Linked DNA regions of Homo sapiens: all the other regions are linked to region 3. The links are chromatin loops, found by intact Hi-C in ENCODE. Cell type or tissue: heart left ventricle. All regions are shown on one strand. Each heading gives the region's core, and the rest is flanking DNA. Links, peaks and the distances in the headings are about the cores only.

Region 1 (6,559 bases), core at 453-5,452, 140 kb after region 3:
CTTTCGCTTTTTACAATGAGAGGTCCCATTTGTCTTTTTTATTCTATTTTTCCGCCTTTCACTTTGTGGAGAACATTGAAAAAATCTGAAGATGCTCGTACCAGATGGTAATTTCTTTGTACTCTACAGACACCAGTTCCTGTGCTTTTGTGAATGTGATGGTTTAATGAATTCCTGGAATTTTATTTCTGAATTGTCATATAGGATCAAATCTGTGTCATGCAGGCACTCTTAGGAATGGCTCAGCCAAGCAGAGATGAGCCTGATTATGAACACGGTGCCAGCCCTGTGGGTGTGGGGCTGGGGAGAGATGAGGAAGATTGGCAGTCTCAGCTGTCACTGGGGTGGTGTGGACAGGCCACTTAGCACTTCCCTCCACCCTACCCTTGCTGGTTTCTGCCAGTGCCACCACCTGGAGGCTTCCCTTGCTTAGTAAGAAAGAGGATGTGTGTGCGGTGCTCCAGAGGAGGACAGGGTGGGGTAGGAGACTTCAAGTGGGTAGCAGTAATGGGGAAGGGCAAGCATAATAAACTTACTGCAGAAAGGTTGTTTCCTTTGATTTTTCTGAAATATAGTATTTTTAAAATGGGTATTATAAGCTCATCTTCTATAAACTTGCAGAACCTAGGGGATGAAGTCTTGTGAGGTCAGATGGCAAGCAGAGCTTTTAGGTCCGTGGGGTCTTGGCACAGCTGAGTCTCTGCAGCGCCTTGACTCATCCATGTATAGACACCTACATGTTCCAGGCCCAGACAGCCATTCCAGGGCCATGTTGTTTGTCATGATGGTTTGTGTTTTTTATCTATGCACTCACCTTTTCACATTAACTTTTCTGTTTTGTCTACTGACTTGAGTTAAAGGCAGAAATTACTAAGCTAGATATTTGCATGTGCAGCGGCTTAGTGTCCAGCATTGATGGGAGCTTGCTACATGCCTGGCACTGTTCTTAGTGCTGCACGTATGTTAACTCACACAGTTTTCACCCTGTGGCTGGGAGGCAGGTACTGTCTTCATTTTACAGATGTTAAAACTAAGGCACAGAGACAGATTTATCTATGGAGCCCACACATCTCAGTTTGCCCAGATGCGGATTGATGTATGCCTTTTTTTCCAGTGTGATGCTCAAAAGCACTCCCCTTTCACTTTCAAAACCTCCAGGTTTGACCAACAGATTATGCCCTCTTCCCAATGTCTAGAAAGTGACCTGGTCTGGTTCAAGCTCAAGCATCTGGTTGGAGAGCCTGTGCCTCTATTTCTTCGGGACTTCAATTTGTGGTCATTTTCATTTGCATTCACAGTGTAAGATTCCATTTACTGGCAGGTGGATTTGTTACTGTGTCTGGAGCTTTCTTGCTTGGTTCCCTAGATGTTTTAGTCCTCTGTTAAGAGTGCATTCATGGGTATAAGGAGCATGTTTTGACTTGTGGAGCCCGATATTACTTTTTTAAAATTTTGTTTTAGACAGAGCCTAGGTGATGCAAAAAAAGGTTAAATTGGGTTTGCTTTGGAAATCAGGCCGTGGGCCCCAGCAACTCCAGTCTGAGCAGCCTGTGCCTTGTTCCCTCAGCCTGGGCCAGCCTGCTACTTCCCTGGGGGTGACAGTGTTCTCACCATTGCGGTGTTATTCAGAGGGCTCTGGGAGCCCTTTTAGGAAACCAGCCTCTTCAGGCCTGAGTAAGGATTCCTCACCCCGTTTGCAAGGAGCCCGGACACTTTCTTGATACTATCTACTCTTAAACATTTCTTTGGGCCTCACAGCTCAAGATGATTGATTACTGTGTAGTCTTTTCTGGGCCACATATTGTGACTACTTTACTTAAGTAACTTATTAAATTTTTGTTTTTGAATATATTGAAATTATTCTATGGAGGCTTAACAGTTATCTTTTTTTAGTAGATCTTCTTGAGGTGAATAAAAATTTACTTTGCTGTGTGTGGGTGCATGTGTATGTGTGTGTTGGGGAAAGTTATATCCTATGTTCCATTTTGTTAAGGCATTTCTTTGTGACAGGAGAAAAACACATTTCACATCATTTTAAAAATCCTATTTCCAACATTTAAAATATGGATACAGCCATTAACACCCACCCTGTTGATATGAGAATTAAGTTGTGATTTCTTGGAGAGCATAAGATGGTGATGATAATGTGAAACTCAGAGATGCCTCAGTAAAAGGAGTAATACAAATGCGAAAACTTTAAAAAAAAAAGTCATTTCTCCAGCAGTAACATAGATAATAATGCCTCTTGGAGGTGGTGTAAGAATTAACTAGGCAATGTATGTGAAATGTTCCAAGAAGAGTGTTCTGTTTTGTTATTATTAGTGTCATACCATTCTTGCAACCCAGCATTCAAAATGAACTATAAAACCTGACCTTTGTATCAAGGATGTTGCCTATTCTAATTGAAGTGATAGTGAATGATGAGGTATTATGAAACTGGGAGAGCTGTACTAATAGTCTCGGGTGAAAAAGACGTGAGCTAAATTTCATGGATTCTTAGGCTTTTCTACTTATTTCTCTGACAGTTTGCTTAGCTGAATCATTACTGGCTCCAGTTAATAAAACATTATGGAGATACCCCACATTGAGAAGAACATTTACTTTCTCACAGTGGTATTGTTTTTTTCTCTCCTCTTTATATAAAATACAAGTTTGGCTCAACTTTAATCAAGCTCTGAGTCAAAAGCCACCTGTAATTCTTCCCTTTAAAAAATCTTTGCAGTGTGCACATGTGTAGATTTGGGGGCATGTGCCATCATCCACTAGGAAGTCCTGTTGATTCTGCCTTCTCAATATGCGATGCTGACCACCTCTCCTATCCCACCTTAGTCTGAGCCGCTGCCATTTATCCCTAGATTTGTGTAGTAGTAGCCTTCTAGCATGTCTTCCTGCTTTAGTTCAACCTTTGCCCTCCTATGATCAGTCTCCATCCAGCTCTCAGAGTGATTTTTGTGGGGTGTGAGCTGCTCCTGCTCAGAACCTTCCAGTGGATGCCCACTGTCTTCCGTGATCCGGCTTCCTGCCGTGTCTCACTCATTCCCTCTAGCCTCATTGGACTCTGCCTTTTCTTGAGCACTTCAAGCATGTTCCTGTGTCAGGGCTGATTATTCCCTGTTTCTAAAATACTCTCTTCCTACCCCTTCAACTTTTTTTTAAATCCCAAACCTGTTTTTAAAAAGTTGAAAAAATTGTACGACCATGTTCATCTTGATTCACCAGTTAACACTTGCCACATTTGCTCTTTCTCCCCTTCCTTCTCTCTTAGCCCCTAGATGTATTTAAACATTTTTTTCTCCTGGACCATTTGAGAGTAATTTGCAGACATTCAGGCACTTCACCCCTAAATACTTAAGCATGTATCTCCTAAGAATAAGTATATTCTCCTATATAACTATATTATTATTATGGCGTTAAAATTGAACATCATTATATGGGCTATGTCAGCTTTCTCCTGCTGTTTCAAAAAATGTGTCTGTGAAAGTTTTTTTTTTTTTATGTCAGAATCCAGTTAAAGATCATATGTTCCATTGAGTTGTTGTATCTCTTTCTTTAGTCTCCTTCAATTGAGAAAGTTATACTGTCTTTCTTCTTCCCTCAGTACTAGACAACTTTTCTGTTGAACATCCCACAATTTCAGTTTATCTGATGGCTTTGTCATCTTTAGATTCAGGTTAAACATATTTGCCAAGAACAGGTGATGATGTCCTCCTCATAGCATCACACCAGGAAGTCCAAAAGCTGGTGTCTGCCAGATTTTCCCTTTATGGTGACTATGCCTTTACCTTATTAAGTAATCTCTGGGGTAAAATTTTTAGTCCATATGAATATACTCTTCACAACAAGATTTCACCCAGTGGTTTTTGCTTTCATTGATGACCTTGCTCAAATCATTTATTACATTGCTGTTTGTCACAGTTGTTTATTTCTATTAATTGGTGTTCTTCAGTTGAAGAATATTCCCTCCTTTCTCTCCCTTCATTTTTAGGAAGATTGACTCATACATTTTTCTATAGAATAAAATGGAAGACAAATACATATTTGATGTGTAGTAATCTATAACCAGCATTCCTCTTTTTGTTGGTCAAGTTGTCCTAAAATTCATCAGTGGGAAGCAGAAGCTCTTTAAGCTGGCTCCTGGGTCCTTTTAACATGATGCAATTAATCTTTGAGCACCTCCTCACTTTCTGGCACAGGATGTTCTAGCTGTCCAGAGCAGCTAAAGGAACACTGAAATGATACCTGAGTGGCGCTCTCCTTCACTTCCTTAGCATCTATAGTAAATGTTACTGTATCAAAGGCCTTCCCCGGCCACTCTATGAGAACACCACCACCATCTTTTGGACTGCTTCATGATGTTTCTTATAGCGAATATCTCACCTGATATATAACATTTATTTATTTGTTTATTTATCCTACCCAACTAGCATGAAACCTACAAATTACAAGGGATTTGCCTATTTTGGTTATCATTGAGTCCCTAGTATCTGGCACATAATGTGACCTCAACAACTACTTGTTATAGAAATGAATGAATGAACGAATTCATCCCCACCTTGAGCCTACATCAAGCTTTTCCAGATGAGCTGCCACTGCTTTTCTATTTCATGACACTGAGATGAATCAGACTGACTGCAAGGGGTTTACAGATGTTTGTCTGGAGTTCGTTGCAATTTTGCTTCTAGTAGTTTTCCTGCCTTTGGGTTCTGGTAGTATTCAGAAGTATTACTAACAACGCGTTACAAATGACACTCACTGCAAGGCACTTGTCACGGACAGTGGAAACATTTTATGATGCATTTCCTTCGTCTCCAGCTTCTCTGAACAGAAGGTTTGGCCATTTTAGAAATAAAAAATGAAACACTTGACTATGTTAGAACTTTTTACCATGGAATCTAATGCTGGCCACTAAAAATTGAGTAGAGTAAGGGTTTTATTTTCTAAATGGAAAAAAATAACTATTTGTTCTGTACATAATACCTTGAAAGCTTTCATGGGATTTGCAAAGTATAAGAGTTGTTTCTTATTTTCAGAGAATTTCTATTCTAGCTGAGATGATAAGAATTAAGAGTATGGGTTGGGAATTGTGCATTAACACTTAATATAGCTGATGTATGTCATGGGCTGAATGGTGGCCCCAAAGATATCAGGTTCTAACCTCTGAAACCTGTAAACATTACCTTACTTAGGAAAAAAGGAGTCTTTGCAGATGTGATTAATTTAAGGATTTTGAGATGGGGGGATTATCCTGGATTATCTCAATAGTTCCTAAATTCAATCATAAGTGCCCTTGTGAGAGAGGCCAAGGGGGATTTGGCCCACAGAGAAGCCAGAAGATGCAAGGAGCAGATTCTCCCTGAGAGCCTCACAGGGAGCCTGGCCTATTGACATCTTGATTTCAGCCCTTTGACACTGATTTCAGATTTCTGGCCTCCAGACTGGGAGAATATATCTCTATTGTTTTAAGCCAACAAGTTTGCTGTCATTTGTTACAGCTGCTGCAGGAAGCAAATGCAGTGGTAAACTGCATTCTCTTGTTTTTCCTGGGACCCTGAAATGACAAAGTGAGGACAGTGTGGTGAGCACTTTCACGTTCATGTTACAGAAGAAGGAGCCCAGGAGTAAGGGAGCCCAGTGACTTAAACCAGCTTTTCCAACTCTGAGCCCAGTGCGCCTTTCACTGTGGCCCCCTGCCTCCTCCTAGTGACTAGAACCAGTGCTCACAGAGTGCTCATCATGATAGTTTAAAAAAGACAGACCACTGTGGCAGGAGAGATTAAGGACAAGTGTGTGTAAGGTAGAAACACAAGGGCATCCTTAAAGGAGAAAAATAGTGAGAGAGTCAGAACATGACCAGTCCTGCTTCCCACAGTCCAGGGATGTATTCCCTGTTTAAATGCTGTTTAGGCCGGGCACGGTGGCTCATGCCTGTAATCCCAGCACTTTGGGAGGCCGAAGCAGGTGGATCACCTGAGGTCAGGAGTTCAAGACCAGCCTGGCCAATATGGTGAAACCCCCTTCTCTACTAAAAATACAAAAATTAGCTGGGCTTGGTGGTGCATACCTGTAATTCCAGCTACTCAGGAGACTGAGGCATGAAAATTGCTTGAACCCAGGAGGCAGATGAGGTTGCAGTGAGCCAAGATTGCACCACTGCACTCCAGCCAGGGTGACAGAGCTAGACTCCATCTAAAAAAAAATGCTGTTTAACTTTCCAGGTGTTGGATGCCTCTGAGCATTGTATCCATGTGTCTGTCTGTGCATGGAGAAGAGAATCCCTTGCCATGTAGTTGACAGCACATTTTAGCTTTACCTCATGGGATCATTGCGTCTGCTGTTGCCATGTGCATGTACCATGTACATGTGGGTAACACTAACATGAGACTCCAAGAAAAAGCCATGGGATGAACTGGATGGTTCCAGCCCTGCGAGGCATTACCCCTTTCTGGAACGCACTCAGATAGGCTCACTCCTTCTTCCTGGCAGCCATCAGAGTTCTGCTGCAGGCCCTGCTGTGAACTGCTCCAGGCCTCTTGATCTGCACTGCTGCCACCTCTGCATA
Region 2 (6,559 bases), core at 994-5,993, 160 kb after region 3:
GATCGTGGAAGAAAATTAAAAGTTTTGTTTTGTTTGTGTTGAATTTGAGATCTTTATATGATACTCATGTGGAATCTGGAATTCTAAGGAGAAGTTAGGTCTGGAGAAGTAAATTTGGGACTTTTAGGAAAGTAGGTGGTGTACAGGGCCAGGGGACTGGATGAAGTCAACTAGTGAGAAGTAGCTTCAGGACAGATTCCTGAGACACTGCAGATTGAAATATCATGCTGAGGATCTGGAGGAGGCATGACCAGAGATTAGGAGGAAGACCAGCCAGGTGATTTCAAAGAAGCGGAATGAAGGAGGAGTTTCACACAGGAGAGTGGTCTTCTGTGTGGAGTGATGCTGATCCTTCATTAGGAGGATATGAAATGTCAGATGCTGAAAGGTCTCTGCCCATCTGTGCACAGACCATGGAATTAAAGGACCATTTTGGGGAGGGTTCAGGAGAGGTAGGTGAGTAGAAGGTAGAATGCAGGTGCTGGAAGAAATGTTCAATCAAAGACAAAGGCCCTTAACATGCCAGCAGCTTGAGGGGCCCTAGATTTTCCTGCTGGGCAAATTGGAGTTCTGGATCTTTGAAAGGTACGGAAGAACTTTCCTTTTTGATGCCTTTCCCTTCTTTGTTACCAAATCAGGTTTATTTTTAGTGCCTGCCTTATCTGAGCAGTAGGCCTGGAATGATTTTATAACCTACCTATTTATTTTCCTTTAACCTGTAGCCTGCTTGTGTGTGTCTGTATAGCTGAAAGAGACTTTGAAGTAGGTAAGATACGAGGTTGGGCTTAGAGGAAAGATTAGGTTTTGGGGTAAGTGGAACAAGGGTGTATGGGGTGGGAAAGGGAATCAAAACAAAGGCAGAGAAGGTAAAAATAACTTTCATATGTGGGGCTGCTTCCTATGTCGTTGAATTAGAAAAAATAAAATGGCAATGTATTTAGCATAGTAGTGAAAACTCCAGCAGGTGGTATAGCAACAAGGGAAACCTGAGCTTCATTGACTCCTTGCATCTCACCTACTTCTAAAAAAGACTCAAGTCATCTACATGTAGACAGCACAGTGTGTAGAACTACTCATTCATCCTGTAAACATATATTGATTGCCAATAATGATCCCACGGTAGAGGCTGGGATACCAAGATGGGTGACCCATGACCTTCCCTCAAGGAAAACAGACAAAAACAGCTGTAATATAATAACAGACCAGAGGAAAGAGGATTAATTCTGTCTAATTCCATTTCACCAGGATGTAGAAGTTTGAAAAGTTGTCTATGAGGAAGAGAGGAGGAGGTAGCGAGGCATCCCTTGCTGGGGAGGGCAGGGTCACAGTGGGAGCAGAGTGCAGGGCAGGTCCCTGGGGAGCACAGAGCTGGGAAGGGCAAGGAAGAAGTGTTAAGTGCAGAGTCTGGAAAGGGAAACTGAGCCCAAGCGGGACTTGACTTTTATAGAAAGTATGGATCCATATGTTGTTACACAGAGAAATACTTGCTCTTTATTTTAGAAAGAAAATCTGTAAATGTGCATCATATCACTCTGTCTTTTTCTCTGTTTATTTTTAGCCCTGTGTGTCCAAATGCTGGGAGAACATCACCCCTTGGATGAATTGCCACCACATTAAATAAAACATATCCAAAGCTCATATTGTTTCCTTTCCAGTACTTTCTCTCTGTCTTTCCATATAGACATATATATATTAAAAATATATATGTATGAATTTATATATATATATATATATTTATTTATTTATTTATTTTGAGACAGGGTCTCACTCTGTTGCTCAGGCTGGAGGGCAGTAACACGATCATAGCTCACTGCAGCCTCAAGCTCCTGGGTTCAGTTGATCCTCCCACTTCCTGAGTAGCTGGGACTACAGGTGCACATCACCATGCCTGGCTAATTTTTTATTTTTTAGAGATAGGGTCTCGCTATGTTGGTCAGACTGGTCTTGACCTCCTGGCCTCAAGCAATGCTCCCACCTCAGCCACCTGAGAAGCCAGGATTATAGGCATAAGCCACCACGTCCAGCTAAACGTGTCTATATTTTGTTTCAAACAAATATGCATGTACATGTGTATGCTCTTATCTCTCAAAATCTTAAAGAAGTGTAAGATTATATAAACTTACTAGATTCTTCATGGTGTTGCATGTGCTAGAGCAAATCTTCCTCAATGCTTGTATATTTAATAGCCTGAAAGAATAAATGTTTTTCTAATGGGCATATTTTAGCTGAGGTTTTTTTTTAAGTCAAATATGTATATAAGTATGTGTAAAGTTTATGTGAAAGAAACGAGAGCCTTGTTTTCAGAAGCTCTTCTGTGTCTTGAAGGTGACATGTTTTTGCTTTCTTAAGTGACTTTACAGACGAAAAAGGAGTCACACTTTTACAGTTGATTTGGTGTAACCCTCCTTCATCAGTATCTAGCATATAGAGTATGCTGATGAGTCATGTGCAATGTGTTTTGAAAATCAGAAGTTTTCAGATGAGCTGGAGGCCTGGATGCCTGAAATGGCTTAGGACATAAACTGCTCAAAAATAATTATAATACCCTTTTTTTTGTAATTTTTTTCTACTTTTTTTTTTAGGTGCTCTGCAGGTTCAGAGAAACTTCTCTAGTAACAGACTGAGAAATGGTCCCTAAAGTATGGTGTTTAATTTCAATACTCCTAAAGAAAATCCAGTTTCCTTTGTAAAATGTTCCTTATGTAACAAAACTGTACTGAAAAAATGTGGTATTTTTCTTTCTCTTTATTTTGTCTCCCTATACCACTGAGAAGTTAATGGTTTAAGGAAAATATTTCAAGCCGTACAGATCATGTCAAATATTTGGTTTGGTAGGATTAATATTTTACTGCAGAGTGACAGTGCTAGTGCTGTCCTAGTTTTAGGGATGATTATATAAACTAATGAGCCCCATCCATTAAAAAACTTAGGGAAACAAAAAGCTATTTATTATGTGGATTACACTGACTGTAGTTAGGATTACACTGACTATAGTTAGGACATGGAAGTGTGAAATAGTTACAACGTGGTTGCGTTTAATTAAAGTTGCTCTTTTTGTGATGCTGAGGTTAATAATTATGACGCTGTGCAAATGTTTAATACTGCTTTATTTTAAAAAAAACTCAATGTTTTGTTGTTTTGTGCCTAGCTCTCCACTGGCCTAAAGCTGACTTTTCACTTAAGTTTACCATCCTCTGAATTATTTCCATTACAACAGATTTTAAGAATGACAGTTGGCTGGGGGCATTGTAATTGTATACTTCAGCCACTAGAGGGAAGAGACTCTAGTATTTATTCTGGGGAAAGAAAACGTGCTTCATCTCTCTGATTCTGTCACTGACCTTTAATCTGAAGGGGGTTATCCTTAGCATTGGGATTACCCTTCTTCCTCTTTTAGAGAAAAAACTTTGGGAAGGAAAAGGTAGAATTAAGGATATTGGACCAGGGCTTGATATATGGGTGTATCTGCCTGAAATTTGGGGTTCAACCAGTTCCTTCAAGACAGCTTCCAATGGGCAAGCAGCTTTGTTGGGGGAAGTGAGTGATTCTTCCAGAACTATTTTATCTGTTAGTATAAAATAACAGTAACATGACTAACATTTCTGGAATATTAGACACTGTTTTAAATACTTTAAAAATACTAACTATCCTAGCAACAGTCCTATGAGGTAAGTACTATTATCCCCATTTTACAGAATAGGAAACTAAGGTACTTAGAGGTTAAGTAACTTATCCAAGATCACAGAACTAGAAACTACTGATATTGTGGTTAAAAACATGGGCAGTGGCTCCAGGATTTATGTTCTCAAGCACTGTACAATACTGCCTTTCCACTTATGCCCAGTTTCTCAAGCACGAAGAGACATTCACAGAATTTTGACAAGTTTGAGTCTACAAAGATGAGAGATATTTTGGTTGAAAACTACAACAGGAAAACTGTAGAATCAAAATTTATACCATAATTTACCCAGGAACACATACATGGTTCACATTTTAACGTTTCTAGAATCAGATTGTGGCTTACAGCTTTATTCAGGGAAATAAGACATATTTGTAAACATAATATACCAACTTCATTAATTGTTAAATTTAATGCTCACAAAAACGTATTTGAAAATAATTTCTATTTTAGATCTTTGTACTTCATGAGAATTCCCCAGTGTGTGTGAGGATTACTGAGATTTGAAGTGAAAATATAAAATACTTATATTTTAGAGGAAAAAAAGGTAATGTGGGATGTTGGTGTGTTTTAATTTGTTTGGTAGTATGTCAGATGGGGCTTCCAAAGGTAAGTTTCTAGGACCTTCACGTTGTTAAATGGCCTTGGATCCTGCCTCTTCTCTAGGATTCACAGAAGCATTTTTCAAACCGCACCTGCCCCTCCTTATACCTCCTTGCTCATAATCAGGTTTAGGCTCCTTACTTTCCCTTCAGGAAGTCAGTTATTCTCATCAAGGCTTCAGAAATAGTCCTAGTGTTGAGCACGTGGGAGAGCTGCTTGTCTTCAGAGTGGTTTGACCCAGTCATTGATGAGTTGAAGTTTTCACTGTCTCACTGAGGCATGTGGCAGCTCAGAATTCATTCAAGCAAACTGGGCAGAGTCTGTGGTATTCAGGAATGGAGGCACAGCAGGAATGCAGGTCTGTGGCTTTGATCAAAACCCCTATCCACAAACAAGCAGAGCCCTGTGAATATGGTGAAGCATAATTTTTTCCCCACTGACATTTTGAAACCAGCTCCCTTACAGAAAGAAATATAGTTTTGGACAAACTTCAGGGAGTTTCCAAGAATTTTCAATAAACAACACAGTCACACTAAGCAAAATTTTTTTTCAATCCAAGAAGAATAAAACATTTTTCTAGAATATATAAAATATGGTAGTTTTATTTAGTAAAAATATAAAGGAACTTTAAAACTATCTTAAATCTCTGTTTTAAAGGATTTTTATTTCATCTCATTCTTTAAATTTTAAAATTTGTAATCAATGGCAGAATATTCAGAGACCAGACACATAAATAAATGAGCTGAGAAATGTGCTTTTGTAGCTTTATTCTTGATCTCCACCTTAGGGCATTTCTGTGCTCTCCGGCAAGCCCTCACAGGTTTCACAGGGAGACACAGAGGATTGAGACTTAGAATTTGCCAGCTGTTGACAGATCTATGGAAGAGTCAGTGTGGTAAGAAGTTAATTTTATAAAATAAAATTTATGAATTATCGATGGATTTCTATTATTCATGCTTGTTTTCTTTTAAAGACCTCTTTAAAAATGTATATGGCCTTAGAAACTATTGATTTTGTTTGGAAATTTTAAATACTTAAAAAATACTAACTATCCTAGCAACAGTCCTATGAGGTAAGTACTACTATTCCCATTTTACAGAATAGGAAACTAAGGTACTTAGAGGTTAAGTAACTTATCCAAGATCACAGAACTAGAAACTATAATAAACCTCAGAAATATAGTCTAGGTTGGGTGTGGTGGCTCACACCCATAATCCTAACACTTTGGGAGGCTGAGGCAGAAGGATTACTTGAGCCCAGGAGGTCAAGACCACCCTGGGAAAACATAGGGAGACCTCGTCTCTACATAGAATTTTTTAAAATTAATCAGATGTGGTGGCATATGCCTGTGGTGCCAGCTACCAAAGAGGGTGAGGTGGGAAGATCACTTGATCCAGGGAGATCGAGGCTGTAGTGAGCTACGATCATGCCACTGCACTCCAGCCTGGGAGACAGAAGCCTTGTCTCCCCATCACAAAAAAGCTATGTATTAAGTTAGTTTATATTCAAATTTAAAGAGTCATATGAGCATTCTGTATTACTTGTCTCAGTTGTTGATAAACTTACCTGGTCATGTTTCTCTATGAGACTTTTTCTTAAGTTACTTGACTTGTAAGCTTATAGGTGTAAATATGTTCTAGAGTTTCCTGGAATCTGACAGATAGAGTACATGTGATTTCTTTGGGGAAACAGATATAGTTTTATTTATTGGACTATTTCTTAGAGAAATAGTTATGAATTTAGTTATTCCCTATGAAAGGCTGATTCTTTGGATTAAAAAAATAGGTTCAGAATTATTTGAGTGAAAGCTTCTCAAAAATAATGACTCTGAAATTTAGGACCTTAAATTGCTACCACACTCAAAGAAGAAATTCTGTCCTAAACTGCTCTGAAGTATCAGTGGTTTGAGAGAAGGGATGTTACAGAGACTACAGGCATGAAACAGTCTGCTGATACTTTGCCATTAGAAAAACTGGCTGGCTGGTTTGCATATTCTGGTCTATTCATTTGTTCACTGTTTCCCACTTGTTCTTTCATTTGCTTCCCTTGGAGAGTAGCAAGTTGAAAAAAATTCAGTAGTTTTGGTATGGCTCATATTTACGAAATGCCAAAAAAGAACCAAGAGTTCTTTTTCCTTTCTCCTCGAAAATTGCCCTTGTTTGGATACTTACATGTTATATGATGGGCATAACCCCTGGGTCCCATGTTGATAGATGAGTGTTAGACTCACCCAGAATATTACCTGTCTTATATCTTTGAAGCACATACGAAATAGCC
Region 3 (6,559 bases), core at 986-5,985:
GAGTAGAAGTGTATATGAGTACACCATGCTTGGCTTTTGCTTTTAAAAATTGAGCTTCTTGGGTCAAGATTTTTTCCAAAATCTGTCAGGACTTCCTTTTGCCTCTGTGGGCAGATAGCAATGACACTGTAAGCTGGTAAATATATTCGGAGCTGCTGCCAAGGCTTTGTCTAAAACAACTCTTGACATTCAGGGAACTTTCTGTGCTCCTCTCTCAGGAGGGTGACTTGAGATAGAAAGCAGGCAACAATTGTCGTTCCCTTCGTTTTCACTGAAGAGCCAGATTTTCTCTTTGCAGGAACAGATTAAAGTGCAGGTGAGCCTGTGAAGGTTGGGGGTCTGTTCTCCACCAGCATTACAGATTGCCAAAAGATAGAACAAGGCTGGCCCTTTCTCCTCTCTTAAGTGGCTTTTGTTTCTTTTATTTTTGTCCTTTGATTTAAACAAAAAACGTAGTTTTAAAAATCTTTTTTAAAAATTCATTTGTGCTAGAATTCGTTGATACACTTTGACTTGAAGAATGACCAGTTTTTGTGCTGTATTTTGCTTTAGAGATGATATTACTCCTCCACATATAAGCGAGAGCTAAAAACTCTCTGGGGTTTTCTTCCTTAAGTGGTATCAAATCAACATGCCTAAGTGGAAAAACACCCTGACACCCTTCTCTGCTGGGGTGGCATTTCTTGACAGGCTCCTCTTTGTATGTCTGGAGATATATGCAAAGACCGTTTGGGAACATAAAATGCAATCAATTTTCCTCAGTGGTTAGATTCATAAATCCCTGAGCTATTTTTAATGACATAATCTAATCAATTGAGAGCAAGCGTATTAGTGTGTTGACAGACAGAAAGAGATGGAAAACCAGTGGAATAGCAGGTGAATGGGTAGGGAACCACTAGACACTTCCTTCCCCTCTCCCACATTTAAACATCACTAGATAACTGGGTTAAGTAAAATCCAGGAGTTAGTGATTTAAAAAAATGTTTATACCTGTCTTCCTAACTTTCAAGAAAAATAATTATTCTAATGGATAGAGTGAAAGAGGTCGTTCTTAGACAAAGTACAGTTGGTCCTTGTATCTCTCTCAGGATCAAACTATTCTCTCAATTTAAATATCTTTAGAATAGACACCAAGGAGGAATAATTTATTATGAATTGGTAGTGTCGTATGTTGTTACTCCTGTGCCATGCCAGTAATGAAAACTTAATATTCATCTCTTGGTTGCTTTCAATTGAGATAAGATGAGGATGAACGGAGTAAACAAGCTGAGACAGACTGTGAAATTGCACGATGGGAATTTTTTCTTTAGCTGCTTATACACTATACATAGGTTAAATATTCCAACTAATGATGGCTCTTAGAATCCCCTCCACCCAACCTTTTTACATTTTGGTCAGGTATCAGCAGAACTAAGTTATTATCATGAGGGAAATTAAACTGTTTCTGTCTTTGAGCTAGTAGGAACTGAAGGGCAGGTATTTATGTAAATGAATGGGCTTTCATGCTGGGAGGTGTAAAGGGTTTGGTGGCTGGAGAGCAGCTGCCCTGAGCCCTCCGTTTTCAGGTTTGCAGGCAGCATGTGTGTTCTGCTACATTTTTGTTTTCTTTGATGCCTTTGGAAGAGATGAGCGCCAGGCATAGTGGTGCTGCTTGGCTGACCAGCTGTGCCCTAGTTTTTCACCATCCCAGTCAGCGGCTGCCTTTTACAGAGGTGTCTGTCACCGCTGATTTACTTAGCCACTGTGACCTTATAGTTGCTTCAGATGGGGCTTGACCCAAAGCTACTGCCGAAAGCCATTTAGTGGTCTCCTGAAATGCCACAGCCAGCATTCTGAAGAAGAGAAAACAAGGATCTCACGATTTCCTGTCTAATAGCAAGAGCCTCCTCCACCTGGATAAATGCATTAGGTGTCTGAGCCCACTTGCTGCTCTCTCCCACCGAACTGCAAGCATCCGTGATCTCCGAAGTTGCTGGAGTGAATAACTAAGCTGGACCAGCTGACTCCGGGCTCCAATCAGCTAGAGCGTGATGTAAGTGTTTAGCAGCTGCCGGGCTCTGAATTAGCGTGCTGAAGTAGAGGTAGTACAGCATGGCTAGACTGTTGTGAGAGGCTCAGAGAAAGCAGAGGGTGAGATGGATGAGTCCAGCATTCTAAGACGAAGAGGGCTCCAGGTAGGAGACTGCTCCATTCTTGACATGTAGCATTGTCAGTGGCCAGCCATTGAGGATTTCAAAGTTCCCTTGTCATTCCTTTACTGGGCACGAATATGTGCATAATTCTTAGTATCTACATGGCAACGCTATACGGAGTTTCTGGTTACAGGTATGACACATCACAGGGTTCAGTGAGGAAGCTGCTTTTGTCAGAGACAATAGATATGACTTTTAGTTTGACACTTTGGTGGTTTGTTTTTCTACTGGTTATTCAAGAATAGTTAAATTGTGGCTGGCAGTGACAGCTGATGCACTGATCTGGCATGCCGTCAAGTGTCTGGGAAGTCTGTCGAGGGGTAGCAACTCCTTTCAATTCTGGGAACGCAGGACTCAGTTTTGTGTCGGGATCAACCTCCGCTCGGCGGCATCTGTCTGATCGCCTTGCAGTTGTGTGCAGCTGCTGGGAATTTTCCCCGTCAGTGAAATGAAAGTTTTTGCTGGCAGCTCAAAGTTTGCTGTAATTTGTTTATGTTGAGATGAGAAAAGATATGTAACTCACTGCCTTGCTTTTTTGTACCCAAGTTTCTCTGATGAAATTACTCTGACTTTATTGTACAAATACATTCTGAGTTAAAACTTGGCAAATCAGAAAACTTGGAAAAAACAACAACAACAAAACATCTGCTTGGCAGTTTATAAGTTTAAGGAAGCCAGAACATAAGTATGTTCAACATTAGTATGGTTAACTCCTGCATAACTCTTTGTCCTGTATATAAGTGATATTTTTCTTTGTGAAAGAATCTAATCATTAGCCATTGTTAAACTCTTATATATTATTTTGATATTAAAAAAAATGCTTGGAATACAGAATATACAGCACATTTAGAAATGTTTCCTTAATATTAAGTCTTTGAATTTCAGCTGGTCTAGCTGTCTGCTTTTTGTTCTAAGTATCAATTATTAATACTAATATTCATATTACTATAATATTAATATAGGCAACGAAAGGATTATTTGCAGCTAAACAAAAGAGGGATTAGAGAAGTTGGGGTTACATACCATCTATTGTTCAAACCTAAGTAAACAGACTACCTCCTTAATGAATTTCAGTGTGGTCATTGTTTTTGAATGCACAGTGTGGTTAGTCACTGCTGTGGATTTCCTTTTCTTTGTTTTCATCACCTCTATAAAGTTCTGGTAATGCACAGCTGTTTGTGTCCACGTCCTCTTTGGGGTCAGTTGTTAAATATGGAAAGGCTCTTTGTTAAAAAGATGATTAACTCTGTTAAACTCTGAATAGTTCAGATTATTAGTGACTGGATAGTAATTCTTCTGTGAGTTTTCTCTTTCCTTTAATTCATTTTAAATGATCTGAAAATGTTTTTCAGAAGAAATTCCTTTTTTAAGTTTTTGTTATTTCTGTAATATGTCTGTTATCACAACTTCAGAGGAGATAGTTGAAGCATATAGTGCTTGTGAGGGGCATGGTTTTCATGGGCCTTTAATTTTAGAAATAAAGGAATCATTATTTTTCATTAATTAAAATAATGGAGCTATTTTCTATTTAAAATATTTGCTACAAAACAAAGGAATACTTGCTAATATATTATTAGAGTGCTAGGTTTTTATTGTACTTAATATACTTTTTCTACACCTGCCGTCCTCTGTATAATGGATAAGGAATATTTTCTCTTCTGGATGAGATAAGTCTTCATGCTGTGAAAAATAACAACATAAAAGTGCTTGAAAGTTCTGCCACTTCATGGTTACAACTTTACTGTGGCTTAATACAAAACCTATTTTGCTTTTACTCCCATTGCATCTAACATTTAAAGAAAGACATTACATAGAGTAGCTGTTTTTAGAAATTCCACTGTAGGGAAACTATTTACAGAATACACACTTTATGTATTTGTATTACCACACATGTCACTGTAGAGTTCATAAGAGTAACGCCACCTAGTGAATTTAAGAATAAAATTAATTTACAAATATAGATAGCTATGTGGAACATTTGAACCTGCCAATGAGGTATACCTGTGTTAGTAAAGCTAGGCTGAAACCTGCATATCTCTATTCCTGGCTCCAATCCTGTGTTGTGAGGTAATCCTGACACACCCTCTTGGTGTCTGTGTATTATTCTGTAAAATGCATACTGTAATATATGACTTTTGAGTGTACTAAATAAGTAGATGGGTAGAGTTGAGTTCTTTAAAGTTAAGGGTCATATAATAAATGTACTAGCATCTAGGAGGAACCCAATAAATATTGTTGAAAACCAAGGGATGATTTCTATTCTCTATAACATTCCATATCATTGCTTATGAAATGAACTTGTTGTATTTATACACCATGTTTGTTGTCTGAATTTGTCCTTAAGTTAGAACAGTTATCAGTAAACCTAGTAAACATTTATTTACAGGGATCATTATGACAGGCTAATATAGGGGAGTTTACATTATTTTTAAAAGCATCTGTGCATTGAATAGATACATAGTATGTGAGACAAACCAGCTCTTTAACTTAAAGCCCAGTGTCAAAAATCTGGAGTATACACTATTCTAATTCTCAAATCTAATTTTACAATAATGTATTATGTGTTTAGTATAAAATGATGCAGTATGTATTTAGGACCAATTTTAAAAAGTTCAGTACCTCTAGTTTTTAAAACACGAGACTATTAGTGGTGTTTTTAAAATTTGGACTTTGAAAAATTATTTTCAGTCAGAACATATAATTTCTCAAATCATGACAAGCTCATAAAATGGCAGCACAACTGAGTTGTTCATCTTAAGTGACTGCACTTTTCCATCTTTTCTATGGACTGTATTCATATTTCCAGTACTACTGATAGCACTTCAATCACTGCCTTTGAAATGAGAATGAGAGAAAGCAGCCCCAGTGGTTTCTAGTGTTAGAATCTAGAAAACTTTTCAGATTGCATCTCAAAACATAGGAAATTCTGATGGATGGATGGGCTTGGGCCGACCTTGTACTTTGGGCAATTTGAATTTCTAGACAGGTCTAATTCATCAAGGGATAACTGGTTCCTTTTGGGCCTAATATTCCTCATACGTGGATCATATTTTTTAACTGTCAGGGAAATTAATTGTTTCAGTGATTTCTGTTATATGTTTCTCTTTATTTGTTTTAATGAAAGTATCCCTATCCCTAATGTGATAGATCCTAAGGCTGGAGAACAATGAACAATAGGCATCGTAAGGCAGGCATGACTTACTAAAAGAGAGGGGCATCCCAGAGCGGCTGACGATGCCTTTCCTGCCATCCTCTGGTGCTTTGCTCTGCCTGGCATCATCTTCTCATGATCACCTCCCCACACACGCCCCCCAATTAAATATTACCATTTCCATCCACTTCCAGACTCTCACGTGCAGCTAGAATGTGAAAAAATGTTTTCCCCAAATTTCCTCTATGATGCAGTTAAACATCAACGAAAAGCAATGAAATGTTTATTGTTTAGACTTCTAGATCTGTGAGTGTGTTTAGGTTTTTTTTTGTTTGGTTTGCTTCTCTTTCTTCTAAACCCGACTGCACACCCCCCACCCCTGTCCCCTGCCCTTCCCACCTTATTTAAAACAACAACAAAAAGATAACATTCTTACGCTGGCCTAGGCTCTGATTTTCCGCTGGCCTTGGTCTAGAATTCAATTTTAGGAAGCAAAATAGCAGATAGATTCTTATGTTCTAACTGAGCATCAATCTGCCTCTGTCTCATGGTGCATGAATGTATATTCAAGTCACAATGTCTCAATGTTTCTTCTGTCTCAACCTTAATATAATTATGGGTATGTTTACACTTTACCTGAAATTCAATAGTAGGATCATTACATGGGAGTATTACTCTGTCTATATTCATTTGAAGACTCTGACTGGCTATAGGGAAGAAGTCTAGTTGGAAGATTATAATAGAAACATTTATGATAATATTAATTCATCTTTGGGATAAAGCACTTTTGTTCTTCAGCAATTCCAGAAAGACATTGAGACTTCTTTGGGACAGGAAGTATCCAGATGGCAAATGAACTTTTTGCAGTTGTGGGTCCTTAGTTTATTAGACAAATCAATGCCATATCCGAGTGGTGTTTCTTACCCATTGGAGGAGTTCAATTTCTGCCTCTGAAATAGATATAGTACTGTAGTTTCTATTTCCTGATCCTTAGGGGATAAAAATGGCATGTCCTCAAAATCTTGTGTTCAGAAAAAATTCTATTTTATACTCTAAGAGTGGATTTTAACTGTAAAATAAACAAATTTGTTTACTAGCTCCTCTTTTGCACCTTTTGGCTCTCTGGTGTAATTGTTAATAAACCACAACGTTGTCATCTCTGTATTTTGGTCAGTGAAACAGCAATTCTCCAAGTCATTCTAGTTCCCACCTTTGA

Evidence for each region. Hi-C counts contacts between places; a loop is a spot of excess contacts. Peaks named below come from ENCODE experiments on the same cell type or tissue, not always from the same donor. Only the 100,000 strongest peaks of a DNase experiment are listed, where the experiment ranks them.
Region 1: a loop joins it to region 3, with 2.6 times the contacts of the local background. A loop is called at or near these places in 16 of 110 quality-filtered maps.
Region 2: it touches region 3 in a loop (2.2-fold over the local background); 9 of 110 quality-filtered maps call a loop at or near these places.

Annotation. Positions count from the first base shown.
Region 1 is chr5:66,969,809-66,976,367 of GRCh38, forward strand. The region is part of intron 4 of MAST4 (microtubule associated serine/threonine kinase family member 4); the gene reads left to right. Among named protein-coding and RNA genes, the nearest start is that of MAST4-AS1, 31 kb to the right of the region's middle. In heart left ventricle, for the core only: no CTCF peak of the experiment used is centred there; no DNase peak of the experiment used is centred there.
Region 2 is chr5:66,984,886-66,991,444 of GRCh38, forward strand. The region is part of intron 4 of MAST4 (microtubule associated serine/threonine kinase family member 4); the gene reads left to right. Among named protein-coding and RNA genes, the nearest start is that of MAST4-AS1, 16 kb to the right of the region's middle. In heart left ventricle, for the core only: a CTCF peak has its summit at 3,271 (motif pointing right); no DNase peak of the experiment used is centred there; H3K27ac peaks cover 101 bases.
Region 3 is chr5:66,826,709-66,833,267 of GRCh38, forward strand. All of the region lies in intron 3 of MAST4 (microtubule associated serine/threonine kinase family member 4), which reads left to right. Among named protein-coding and RNA genes, the nearest start is that of MAST4-AS1, 170 kb to the right of the region's middle. RefSeq lists an enhancer at 3,023-3,524. In heart left ventricle, for the core only: CTCF peaks have their summits at 4,101 (motif pointing left) and 4,300; DNase peaks (open chromatin) are centred at 2,033 and 2,553; H3K4me3 peaks cover 3,106 bases; H3K27ac peaks cover 2,966 bases.